2 separate regions of the Homo sapiens genome follow, and region 2 is linked to region 1. Evidence: read pairs that join two places in POLR2A ChIA-PET (ENCODE). Cell type or tissue: Panc1. All regions are shown on one strand. Each heading gives the region's core, and the rest is flanking DNA. Links, peaks and the distances in the headings are about the cores only.

Evidence for each region. ChIA-PET counts read pairs that join two places held together with the same protein. Peaks named below come from ENCODE experiments on the same cell type or tissue, not always from the same donor. Only the 100,000 strongest peaks of a DNase experiment are listed, where the experiment ranks them.
Region 2: POLR2A ChIA-PET joins it to region 1 with 5 read pairs; 2 of 35 experiments call an interaction of 5 or more read pairs at or near these places.

What each region holds. Positions count from the first base shown.
Region 1 is chr3:146,477,303-146,483,615 of GRCh38, forward strand. It overlaps a transcript of PLSCR2 not described here. Among named protein-coding and RNA genes, the nearest start is that of PLSCR2, 11 kb to the left of the region's middle. In Panc1, for the core only: no CTCF peak of the experiment used is centred there; no DNase peak of the experiment used is centred there.
Region 2 is chr3:146,391,901-146,398,213 of GRCh38, forward strand. It overlaps a transcript of PLSCR2 not described here. Among named protein-coding and RNA genes, the nearest start is that of PLSCR2, 75 kb to the right of the region's middle. In Panc1, for the core only: no CTCF peak of the experiment used is centred there; no DNase peak of the experiment used is centred there; H3K27ac peaks cover 246 bases.

The DNA.
Region 1 (6,313 bases), core at 2,421-4,920:
AAAGGGTGGGGGGATTTCCCTTTCCTAGCCAAGGGAAGCCGTGAGAGACTGCACCTGGAAAAAGGGACACCGTGGCCCAAATACTGCACTTTTCCTATGGTCTTAGCAACCAGCAGACTAGGAAATTCTCTCCCGTGCCTGGCTCGGCACGTCCCACACCCATGGAGCCTTGCTCACTGCTAGTGCAGCAGTCTGAGATTGACCTGCGAGGCAGCAGCCTGGCTAAGGGAGTGGTGTCAGCCATTGCTGAGGCTTGACTAGGTAAACAAAGTGGCCAGGAAGCTTGAACTGGACAGAGCCCACCACAGCTCAGCAAGGCCTACAGCCTCTATAGATTTCACCTTTGTGGGCAGGGCATAGCTGAACAAAAGACAGCAGAAACTTCTGCAGACTTAAACACCCTGTCTGACAGCTCTGAAGAGAGCAGTGGTTCTCCCAGCACAGCATTTGAGCTCTGAGAATGAGCAGACTGCCTCTTCAAGTGAGTCTCTGACCCTCGTGTAGCCTAACTGGGAGACACCTCCCAGTAGGGGCTGACACACACCTGATACAGGCAGGTGCCCCTCTGGGATGAAGCTTCCAGAGGAAGGATCAGGCAGCAATATTTGCTGTTCTGCAATATTTACTGTTCTGCAGCCTCCACTGGTAATACCCAGGCAAACAGCGTCTGGAGTGGACCTCCAGCAAACTCCAACAGACCTGCAGCTGAGGGACCTGACTGTTAGAAGGAAAACTAACAAACTGAAAGGAATAGCATCAACATCAACAAAAAGGACATCTACACCAAAACCCCATCTGTAGGTCACCAACATCAAAGACCAACGCAAAGATAGGGAGAAACCAAAGCAGAAAATTCTAAAAACCAGAGCACCCCTTCTCCTCCAAAGGATCGCAACTGCTCACCAGCAATGGAACAAAGCTGGATGGAGAATTACTTTGACGAGATGACAGAAATAGGCTTCAGAAGGTCAGTAATAACAAACTTCTCTGAGCTAAAGGAGCATGTTCTAACCCATTGCAAGGAAGCTAATAAAAACCTTGATAAAATGTTAGATGAATGGCTAACTAGAAAAAACAGTGTAGAGAAAACCCTAAATGAACTGATGGAGGTAAAAACCATGGCATGAGAACTTCAAGATGCATGCACAAGCTTCAGTAGCTGATTCGATCAAGTGGAAGAAAGGGTATTGGTGATTGAAGATCAAATTAATGAAATAAAATGTGAATACAATTTTAGAGAAAAAAGAGTAAAAAGAAACTAAAAAAAGCCTCCAAGAAATATGGAGCTATGTGAAAAGACTAAATCTACATCTGATTGGTGTACCTGAAAGTGACGAGGAGAATTGAACCAAGTTAGAAAACACTCTTCAGGATATTATCCAGGAGAACTTCCCCAACCTAGCAAGGCAGGCCAATGTTCAAATTCAGGAAACATAGAGAACACCACAAAGATACTCCTCGAGAGGAGCAACCCCAAGACACATAATTGTCAGATTCACCAAGGTTGAAATGAAGGAAAAAATGTTAAGGGCAGCCAGAGACAAAGGTCGGGTTACCCACAAAGGGAAGCCCATCAGACTAACAGCGGATCTCTCGGCAGAAACTCTACAAGCCAGAAGAGAGTGGGGGCCGATATTCAACATTCTTAAAGTAAAGAATTTTCAACCCAGAATTTCATATCCAGCCAAACTAAGCTTCATAAGTAAAGGAGAAATAAAATCGTTTACAGACAAATAAATCTTGAGAGATTTTGTCACCACCAGGCCTACCTTACAAGAGCTCCTGAAGGAAGCACTAAACATGGAAAGGAAAACCGGTACCAGCCACTGCAAAACATGCCAAATTATAAAGACCATTGATGCTAGGAAGAAACTGCATCAATTAACGGGCAAAATAACCAGCTAACATTATCACGACAGGATCAAATTCACACATAACAATATTAACCTTAAATGTAGATGGACTAAATGCCCCAATTAAAAGACACAGACTGGCAAATTGGATAAAGAGTCAAGACCCATCAGTGTGCTGTGTCAGGAGACCCATCTCACGTGCAGAGACACACATAGGCTCAAAATAAAGGGATGCAGGAAGATCTACCAAGCAAATGAAAAGCAAAACAAAGCAGGGGTTGGAATCCTACTCTCTGGTAAAACAGAATTTAAACCAACAAAGATCAAAAGAGACAAAGAAGGCCATTACATAATGGTAAAGGGATCAATTCAACAAGAAGAGCTAACTATCCTAAATATATATGCACCCAGTACAGGAGCATTCATAAAGCAAGTCCTTAGAGACCTACAAAGAGACTTAGACTCCCACACAATAATAATGGGAGACTTCAACACTCCACTATCAATATTAGACAGATCAATGAGACAGAATGTTAGCAAGGATATCCAGGACTTGAACTCAGCTCTGCACCAAGCAGATCTAATAGACATCTACAGAACTCTCCACCCCAAATCAGTAGAATATACATTCTTCTCAGCACCACATTGCACTTATTCTAAAATTGACCACATAATTGGAAGTAAAGCACTCCTCTGCAAATGTAAAAGAAGAGAAATAACAACCAACTGTCTCTCAGACCACAGTACAATCAAATTAGAACTTAGGATTAAGAAACTCACTCAAAACCACACAACTACATGGAAACTGGACAACCTGCTCCTGAATGACTACTGGGTAAATAACAAAATGAAGGCAAAAATAAAGATGTTCTTTGAAACCAATGAGAACAAAGACAAAGTGTACCAGAATTTCTGGGACACATTCAAAGCCGTATGTAGAGGGAAATTTATAGCACTAAATGCCCACAAGAGAAAGCAGGAAAAATCTAAAATTAACACGCTAACATCACAATTAAAAGAACTAGAGAAGCAACAGCAAACACATTCAAAAGCTAGCAGAAGGCAAGAAATAACTAAGATCAGAGCAGAACTGAAGGAGATAGAGACACAAAAAACCCTTCAAAAAATCAATGAATCCAGGATCTGGCTTTGTGAAAAGATCAACAAAACTGATAGACCACCAGCAAGACTAATAAAGAAGAAAAGAGAGAAGAATCAAACAGACGCAATAAAGAAATCATAAAGGGGATATCACCACCGACCCCACAGAAATACAAACTACCATAAGAGAAAACTATAAACACCTCTGCGAAAATAAACTAGAAAATCTAGAAGAAATGGATAAATTCCTGGACACATACAACCTCCCAAGACTAAACCAGGAAGAAGTTGAATCTCTGAATAGACCAATAACAGGCTCTGAAATTGAGGCAATAATAGCCTACCAATGAAAAAGAGTCCAGGACCAGATGGATTCACAGCTGAATTCTACCGAGGTACAAAGAGGAGATGGTACCATTCCTTCTGAAACTATTCCAATCAATAGAAAAAGAGGGAATCCTCCCTAACTCATTTTATAAGGCCAGCATCATCCTAATACCAAAGCTTGGCAGAGACACAACAAAAAAAGAAAATTTTAGACCAAAATCCCTGATGATCATTGATGTGAAAATCCTCAATAAAATACTGGCAAACCGAATCCAGCAGCACATCAAAAAGCTTATCCACCATGATCAAGTCAGCTTCATACCTGGGATGCAAGGGTGGTTCAACATATGCAAATCAATAAACATAATCCATCACATAAACAGAACCAATGACAAAAAACACATGATTAGCTCAATAGATGCAGAAAAGGCCTTCAAAAAATTCAACAGCTCCTCATATTAAAAACTCTCAATAAACTAGGTATTGATGGTACGTATCTCAAAATAATAAGAGCTATTTTGGACAAACCCACAGCCAATGTCATACTGAATGGGCAAAAACTGGGAGCATTCCCTTTGAAAACTGGCACAAGACAATGATGCCCTCTCTCACCACTCCTATTCAATATAGTGTTGGAAGTTCTGGCCAGGGCAATCAGGCAAGAGAAAGAAATAAAGGGTATTCAATTAGGAAAATAGGAAGTCAAATTATCCCTGTTTGCAGATGACATGATTGTATATTTGGAAAACCCCATCATCTCAGCCCAAAATCTCCTTAAGCTGATAAGCAACTTCAGCAAAGTCTCAGGATACAAAATCAATGTGCAAAAATCACAAGCATTCCTATACACCAATAACAAACAGACAGCCAAGTCATCAGTGAACTCCCATTCACAATTGCTACAAACAGAATAAAATACCTGGGAATTGAACTTACAAAGGATGTGAAGGACCTCTTCAAGGAGAACTACAAACCACTGCTCAAGGAAATAAGACAGGACACAAACAAATGGAAGAACATTCCATGCTCATGGATAGGAAGAATCAGTATTGTGAAAATGGCCATACTGCCCAAGGTAATTTATAGATTCAATGCCATTCCCACCAAGCTACCAATGACTTTCTTCACAGAGTTGGAAAAAACTACTTTAAAGTTCATATGGAACCAAAAAAGAGACTGCATTGTGAAGACAATCCTAAGCAAAAAGAACAAAGCTGGAGGCATCACACTACCTGACTTCAAATTATACTACAAGGTTACAGTAACCAAAACAGCATGCTACTGGTATAAAAACAGATATATAGACTAATGGAACAGAACAGAGGCTTCAGAAATAACACCACACATCTACAACCATCTGATTGACAAACCTGACAAGAACAAAAAATGAAGAAAGGATTTCCTATTTAATAAATGGTGCTTGGAAAACTGGCTAGCCATATGTAGAAAGCAGAAGCTGGATCCCTTCCTTACACCTTATACAAAAATTAATTCAAGATGGAATAATGACTTAAATTTTAGACCTAAACCATAAAAACCCTAGGAGAAAACCTAGGCAATACCATTCAGGACATAGGCATGGGCAAGGACTTCATGACTAAAACACCAAAAACAATGACAACAAAAGCCAAAATAGACAAATTGGATCAATTAAACTAAAGAGCTTCTGTATGGCAAAAGAAACTACCATCAGAGTGAGCAGGCAACCTACAGAATGGGAGAAAATTTTTGCAATCTACCCATCTGACAAAGGGCTGATATCCAGAATCTACAAAGAACTTAAACAAATTTACAAGAAAAAAACAAACAACCCCATCAAAAAGTGAGCAAAGGATATGAACAGACACTTCTCAAAAGAAGACATTTATGCAGCCAACAGACACATGAAAAGATGCTCATCATCACTGGTCATCAGAGAAATGCAAATCAAAACCACAATGAGATACAATCTCATGCCAGCTAGAATGGTGATCATTAAAAAGTCAGGAAACAACAGATGCTGGATAGGATGTGGAGAAATAGGAACACTTTTACACTGTTGGTGGGACTGTGAATTAGTTCAAACATTGTGGAAAACAGTGTGGCAATTCCTCAAGGATCTAGAACTAGAAATACCATTTGACCCAGCCATCCCATTACTGGGTATATACCCAAAGATTATAAATCAGGCTGCTATAAAGACACATGAACACGTATATTTATTGCAGCACTATTCACAATAGCAAAGACTTGGAACCAACCCAAATGTCCATCAGTGATAGACTGGATTAAGAAAATGTGGCATATACACACCGTGGAATACTATGCAGCCATAAAAAATGATGAGTTCATGTCCTTTGCAGGGATATGGATGAAGCTGGAAACCATCATTCTCAGAAAACTATCACAAGAACAGAAAATCAAACACCATAGTGTTGGAAGTTCTGGCCAGGGCAATCAGGCAGGAGAAAGAAATAAAGGGTATTCCAGTAAGAAAGGAGGAAGTCAAATTGTCCCTGTTTGCAGATGACATGATTGTATATTTAGAAAACCCCATCATCTCAGCAATCTACCCATCTGACAAAGGGCTAATATCCAGAATCTACAAAGAACTTAAACAAATTTACAAGAAAAAAAACAAACAACCCCATCAAAAAGTGAGCAAAGGATATGAACAGACACTTCGTAGGTGGGAATTGAACAATGAACGTGGTGAACGGGGGGTGGGGGGCTGGGGGAGGGATAGCATTAGGAGAAATACCAAATGTAAATGACGAGTTGATGGGTGCAGCAAACCAACATGGCACATGTATACCTATGTAACAAATCTGCATGTTGTACACATGTACCCTAGAACTTAAACTTAATATATATATATATACACATGTATGTATATATATATATATATATACATGTGTATATATATATATATATATATATATATATAATGTTACTACTGGTATCAGGTTGGTACTCTTCAAGGAAAAAGATTCCCCGAGGAAGGAGCAGGCACCCATCTTTGCTGTTTGCTGTTCTCCAGCCTCTTCGGGTGA
Region 2 (6,313 bases), core at 1,660-4,159, 86 kb before region 1:
ATATTTTCAATCAATCCCAAAATCTACCATAAGTATTTTGGTACAAATTACTCCAAGACATACATAATTGCTGTTATAATATGCTTATACCCTGGTTTTTTTCACTGCATAAAATATTCTGAGTATTTGTGTCATTAAAGGTCCTTAAAAGTATTTCATTTTTTAGTTTGTTTTAATATCTATTTATTACTCTAGTCTAGAGATGTCTCATAATGTATTTAGTAAGCCTCATACTCACACATTTTATGTTGTTTTAATTTTTGCTGTTTATTTAAGTTTGCTACATAGAGTGTACATTGCTAGTTACTATATTGTACACAATTATTTGTCTGCATCTGAAAGAATATAAACATTAAATTTTTGACAAATGTTTTTAATTTATTCCTCTAAAGGTTGTACCTATAGCTCATGAGCACTTGATTCCTTAAATCTTCATCAGCATTGAGCATACATCATTAGAAATAAAAACTTTAATACATGATAAACAAAAAATGGTATTTTATCCTTTATTTTTTGCTTCTCTTGTGTGTTTTTGGAGACGCTTTCTTAAGTTTAGTGGTTTTTATTCCCTCTTTGATAGTTATTTGAATTATTTTTCATAATATTTGTACATTTTCGTTAAGTATTTGATATTTTTCTTAATTAAATATCATTTTTATTAACATAAGAACATTAGTCCTTGGTCATATTTGTTGTGTATTTCCTTAATTTATTATTTTCCTTATTTCCTATACTTTCCTTAATTTATTATTTGCTTTTAAATATTTAATATTATGAGGTTTTATGGGGTACACACATTTAAACTATTTAAATTTAGTAGTCTGTTACTTTATGATTTTCTTGCTTTGAAAGACCTATTTTGTCTAGAGTACAAGTATGGGTACTCTTTGTTTATTTTTGTTTGCTTAATGGTTCAATATCTCCTTCATTATGCTTCCTTGGGTTTATTCTTTTTTTTTTTCCTAACTTTATAGCTTTAGCTAATTAATTTAGCTTATTAATTTTTCTCTTTTCTTCAATAATTATAGCTATAGAGTTTTGAGATGTAATATTTTATTACATATTTTAAAGTATTTTAAATTTTTTGTTACGGCTTTTTAAAAAAATAATTGGGTTATTTACATTCCTTTTTTTTTTTTTTTTTTTGAGACAGAGTCTCGCTCTGTTGTCCAGGCTGGAGTGTAGTGGCGTGATCTTGGCTCACTGCAAGCTCCGCCTCCCTGGTTCACGCCATTCTCCTGCCTCAGCCTCCCAAGTAGCTGGGACTACAGGCGCCCACCACCACGCCCAACTAATTTTTTGTATTTTCAGCAGAGACAGGGTTTCACCGTGTTAGTCAGGATGGTCTTGATCTTCTGGCCTCGTGATCTACACGCCTCGGCCTCCCAAAGTGCTGGGATTACAGGCGTGAGCCACCGTGCCCAGCCTACATTTCTATATGTATAAAACATTTAAAAATATTTATTAACCTCTAATTGAGTGTTGTTTGCTCATATACTAAGGTCTAAATGATAATGATTCTCTCTAATTTGTCGAGACTTGCTTCTTGGCCCACTATTATATTAATTTTTGTAAACAATATTTATTTGAGAAAAATGTGTGTTGTCTAATTGTTTGATAAAAAGTTCAGCTGGGCACAGTGGCTCACGTCTGTAATCCCAGCACTTTGGGAGGCCGAGGCGGGCAGATCACGAGGTCAAGAGATTGAGACCATCCTGGCCAACATGGTGAAACTTCTTCTCTACTAAAACTACAAAAATTAGCTGGGCGTGGTGGCATGCGCTTGTAGTCCCAGCTACTGGGGAGGCTGAGGCAGGAGAATCGCTTGAACCCGGGAGGCAGAGGTTGCAGTGAGCTGAGATTGTGCCACTGCACTGCACTCCAGCCTGGCGACAGAGACTCCGTCTCAAAAAAAAAAAAAAAACTTCTAAATAAGACCATTAATCAACTTATTCATTTTGTTGTTCAAATTTTAAATAACTTTACTAATGTTCTGTCTCTTATATCTAGTATAAATGAAGAGATGTGAGTAAATTCCGCATTTTGATGATGGGTTTGTCATTCTAACTTTTTAACACTTGTCTCTATATTTTGAAGTTAATATTACATGCATACAGGTCTAGAATTATTACATCTTGTTTGAATAGAAGCTTTATCATTGTAGTTACCCATTTTGTTTCTGTTTCTATTTTTTGGAGTCTTAATGTCTTTTTTTTCCCCTGGTATTAATTTAGCTTCCCTAGCTTTCTTGTGGTTAGTATTTATCCATATTCTCTTTCTTTCCATTTTTTGGTCATTAATTTAGATTTGTCTTTTTAAAAGAGACTACAGATACTTTAAAAATCCAATTTAACAATTTCTTTTCTTTTCTTTTCTTTTTTTTTGAGATGGAGTTTCGCTCTTGTTGTCCAGGCTGGAGTGCAGTGGTGCAATCTCAGCTCACCGCAACCTCTGCCTCCTGGGTTCAAGCGATTCTCCTGCCTCAGCCTCCCGAGTAGCTCAGATTACAGGCATGTGTCACCTGCTCGGCTGATTTTGTATTTTTAGTAGAGACGGGGTTTCTCCATGTTGGTCAAGCTGGTCTCGAACTCCTGACCTCAGGTGATCTGCCCACCTCGCCCTCCCAAAGTGCTGGGATTAAAGGTGTCAGCCACCGTGCCTGGACCAATTTAACAATTTCTATCTATCAACTGGTAATTACAGAAGGTTTACAAATAATGTCATTTTGTTAAATGTTGTTTTGTTATAATGTTGATGACAAAAATAATTAGTTTTATTCTATATCATTGTGCTTAAATTTGCAGTTTCCAAGAGCCTATTGATGACTGATATGGTTTGGCTCTGGGTGTCCACCCAAATCTTAACTTGAATTATAATCCCTATGTGTTGAGGCAGGGTCCTGTAATCCCCAAGTGGGGAGGGAGGGAAGTGATTGGATCATGGGGGCAGTTTCCTCCAGGCTGTTCTTGTGATAGCCAGTGAGTTCTCAGGAGATCTGATGATTTTATATGCATCTGGCATGTCCCGTGCTTGTACTCACTGTTTCCTGCCGCCTTGTGGAAAAGGTGCCTGCTTCCCCTTCACCTTCCACCATAATTGTAAGTTTCCTGAAGCCTCCCTAGCTATGTGTAACTGTGAGTCAGTCAAACCTCTTTCCTCTATGAATTACCCAGTTTCAGGTATTTCTTTATAGCAGTGCAAAAATGAACTAATACAATGACATTAAGTGAGGATTAGGAAAAAGGAACATAACCTTAGAGGGATCATCTAAAGTTCAATAAAATTTAAGAGCAAATAAAACGCTAAACATATCTGTGATATTATTAGAAAAATAAAATAATAGCAAATATTTAATTTGTGAATTTAAAAAGAAGCAAAACTAAAACACTAGTCAACAAAAGTATATAAGTTGTGAGAAAGAGATTAGAATTAAAATGTTTTTAAGGTCTTTGTATTGCGCAAGAGATAGAGCTAAATCAAATAATATCTATAGTTTCCAAATTAACAATATATTACCATTTAAATAAAGTGTAACAAGCATGTATTAATAAATTTTACATTGTAAGAGATAACTATAAGTCACACTGAATGAACCATATTTTTACTATTTTCAGTGACAATCTGATTTTTCATGAAGGCAAAGGATTTAAACCTGAATCATCATGTTTCTAGGACACTCTAATTTTTGCTTCCTTTGCAATGTGAATACTGAATCCATGATATCATTCGGGGACTGAGGATGGCCAGAAAGGCACAATTTGCAGTTGATTCAGATGATTCAAGGAGAAATATTAGTAAAAGTGCAATGGTAATCTCAGAAAATATAATTTTCAGCTAAATAGAGTAAAAATAGACTCACAATGAGGAAAGTTGCTCCAAGCATCAATGCTTTAATTTTAACATCAAGATCAAATGGAAACTGGATCCCAAATTTCTCACCATTGGTTAATATTCCCCTTACAAATCCAGAGTACTGTTTTGAAATCTTTCCAATAACCATTTCCTCATCCAGAGTCAATAACTAAAATGGAAAAATATATAATCTTAGGATAAAAATCTGTGAGACAAAAAGTTATTCCTGTACCAAATTTATTAATTATGACCTTGATGAGTTATAATCATACTGATTGTACCCAACAATTTACAAAATATGCAACATGGACACATAATAGCCTGGTAAAATTTATAGGCAATTCCTATCTAAAAGTAGATTTTCAAATTGTATACAACTGATTATATCTATTTCTATGTCTATGTATACACACGTATACACTTAATTCATATTATTTGCTTTAATTTAATGTGAGAATGAATTTCATTATAAAATGAAAACCACTAGCTTCTCAGCTCATTACACAGCTTCCCAACTCTTTCATAAGTGCTTTTTATTTTCTGGTTCCCTTTACTTTTTCCTCATTTTTTTTTCTCTCTGTTACTTACCTAAACCTCCTAGAGCATCATTTCTCATACCAACTCATACTAATTCCTTCAGAATAAGAGATACTCATGTAAATATAAAACAACAAACCTGGGATGAATCATATTACCTGCCTTGTAATGAGGGCCATAAGGGAAGGGTAGGGTGCTATCATGTAGTACAACTGGGAGCTAATAAGCAGACTACACAAATGGTAGGGGCATGGTTTTAGAGTAAGTGCTTGGGGACAGCATCATTTAAGCTGAGACTTAGAGGACCAGAAGGAATTAGTGACAAGAGAAATAGGAAGACAGACAGAATTCCAGAGAAAGTTAACATGTGAAAAGGCCCCAAGTTAGGAAGGACCATAGCTGGAGTGAAGTGAGGGAGGGGGCTAGTAGCAGAAAATTAGTGAGACCAAAGAGGTTAGCAGGGCTGCTCATAACACAGCCTTGTAAGTAGTGCTAAGGAATATGGGAAACGAGAAATATCAAAGTGTTTTAAATATGCCCAAAGTTCTCCACTCTTTTCAGAACTCTGAACCCACCATTCCCCCTCATTCTCAACAAAATATCTTATCTCTTATACTACAGAAAAAATAAAAGCTATGGAACAGGAATTCACACTCACACACTAGCCCTACAAACAGAACATATTCATACCAACATTTCCTGCCTCCTTCCTGTTATGATGAATGGGCCATCTCTATATGAAGCTAGTTCTCTACATGCGTCTTAGTCCCATACCAAATAAGAAACCGGGTTCATCAAGTATTCAGCCTCTGTTGTATCTCCATACTTTCTCTCATTTGGCTCTGTTCTTTTACAATCAAAGGGATAACGACATATTTTTCAGAAAAATACCTCCCCTTCCACCCTGTGCCTTCATCCAGCCAGAAACAGGATTAGGGTATTGCAGAAATATAAGTAATGCAAGTACATGGTCAGTTCGTTTCTTAATTTTTTGGTGTATTTCATAATAAAAATTTTTGCATTAATTTTAATTTTTTTAAAAAACAATGCAACACATTCAGGTATCACTTACCTTTAATACTGAGATTTGTGTTGCTCCCTTAAATTTTGTACCTGAGATGAACACCTTCATTGCCTCACTCTAGTTCTGGCCCTGTAACTAGCTACTACTTTATCTCTTTCCTCTTATTCATAGCCAAAAGTATTAAAAGGATTGTCCACATTCATGGAAAAGATGACTTTCTTACAGAATCCTGATTTCCCTTTCTTGCTCCTCTTACTTGGAGCTTACCCAAGAGTGCCAGCTTTAAAATTGTTTCGCTTCAAACAGAAAAAATAGGAAGTGTTTTATATAACTTTGACAAAGTTTTGAAGATATTACAACGAGTAGGATTTGCTGTATTATACTCTGAAATATAAAAAAATGCACAAAAAGCATTTTATTATTTGGTGTCAGTAAAAATGGCTTTGGATTCCAGAGTTTTATGCATAGTCTACTCTGTTACTTTGGCTTTTAACTTAAAATAGAATCCTATGTAGTCATATTATTACTTTCCAAACTAACCATATTATTAACAATTAATTTGTACTGTATTAAGTATATTTTACTTAATCAGTATATGCAGATGCCAGTAAGAATCAGAATCACTAAAATGAATTGACATAATTCTAAGAAAGGAAGGAAAATCAGGTAGTATTTTAGTTAGGCTGTATCCAAATTTCTTACTAGATATTTTAGATATTCAAACAAACAAACATGTTTTAGATGAAAGTTAGGGAAGTATGGCTTTTTGCACATCTACTATGATGTTAAACCAACACAATATTCTCTGTTGCTTAAGAATCTTCAGGTTTGAATAAATATAACAAGTTATTTAATTTTATTAACTATGTGAAGTATGTTTAGTAGCTAATTTCCCAAATT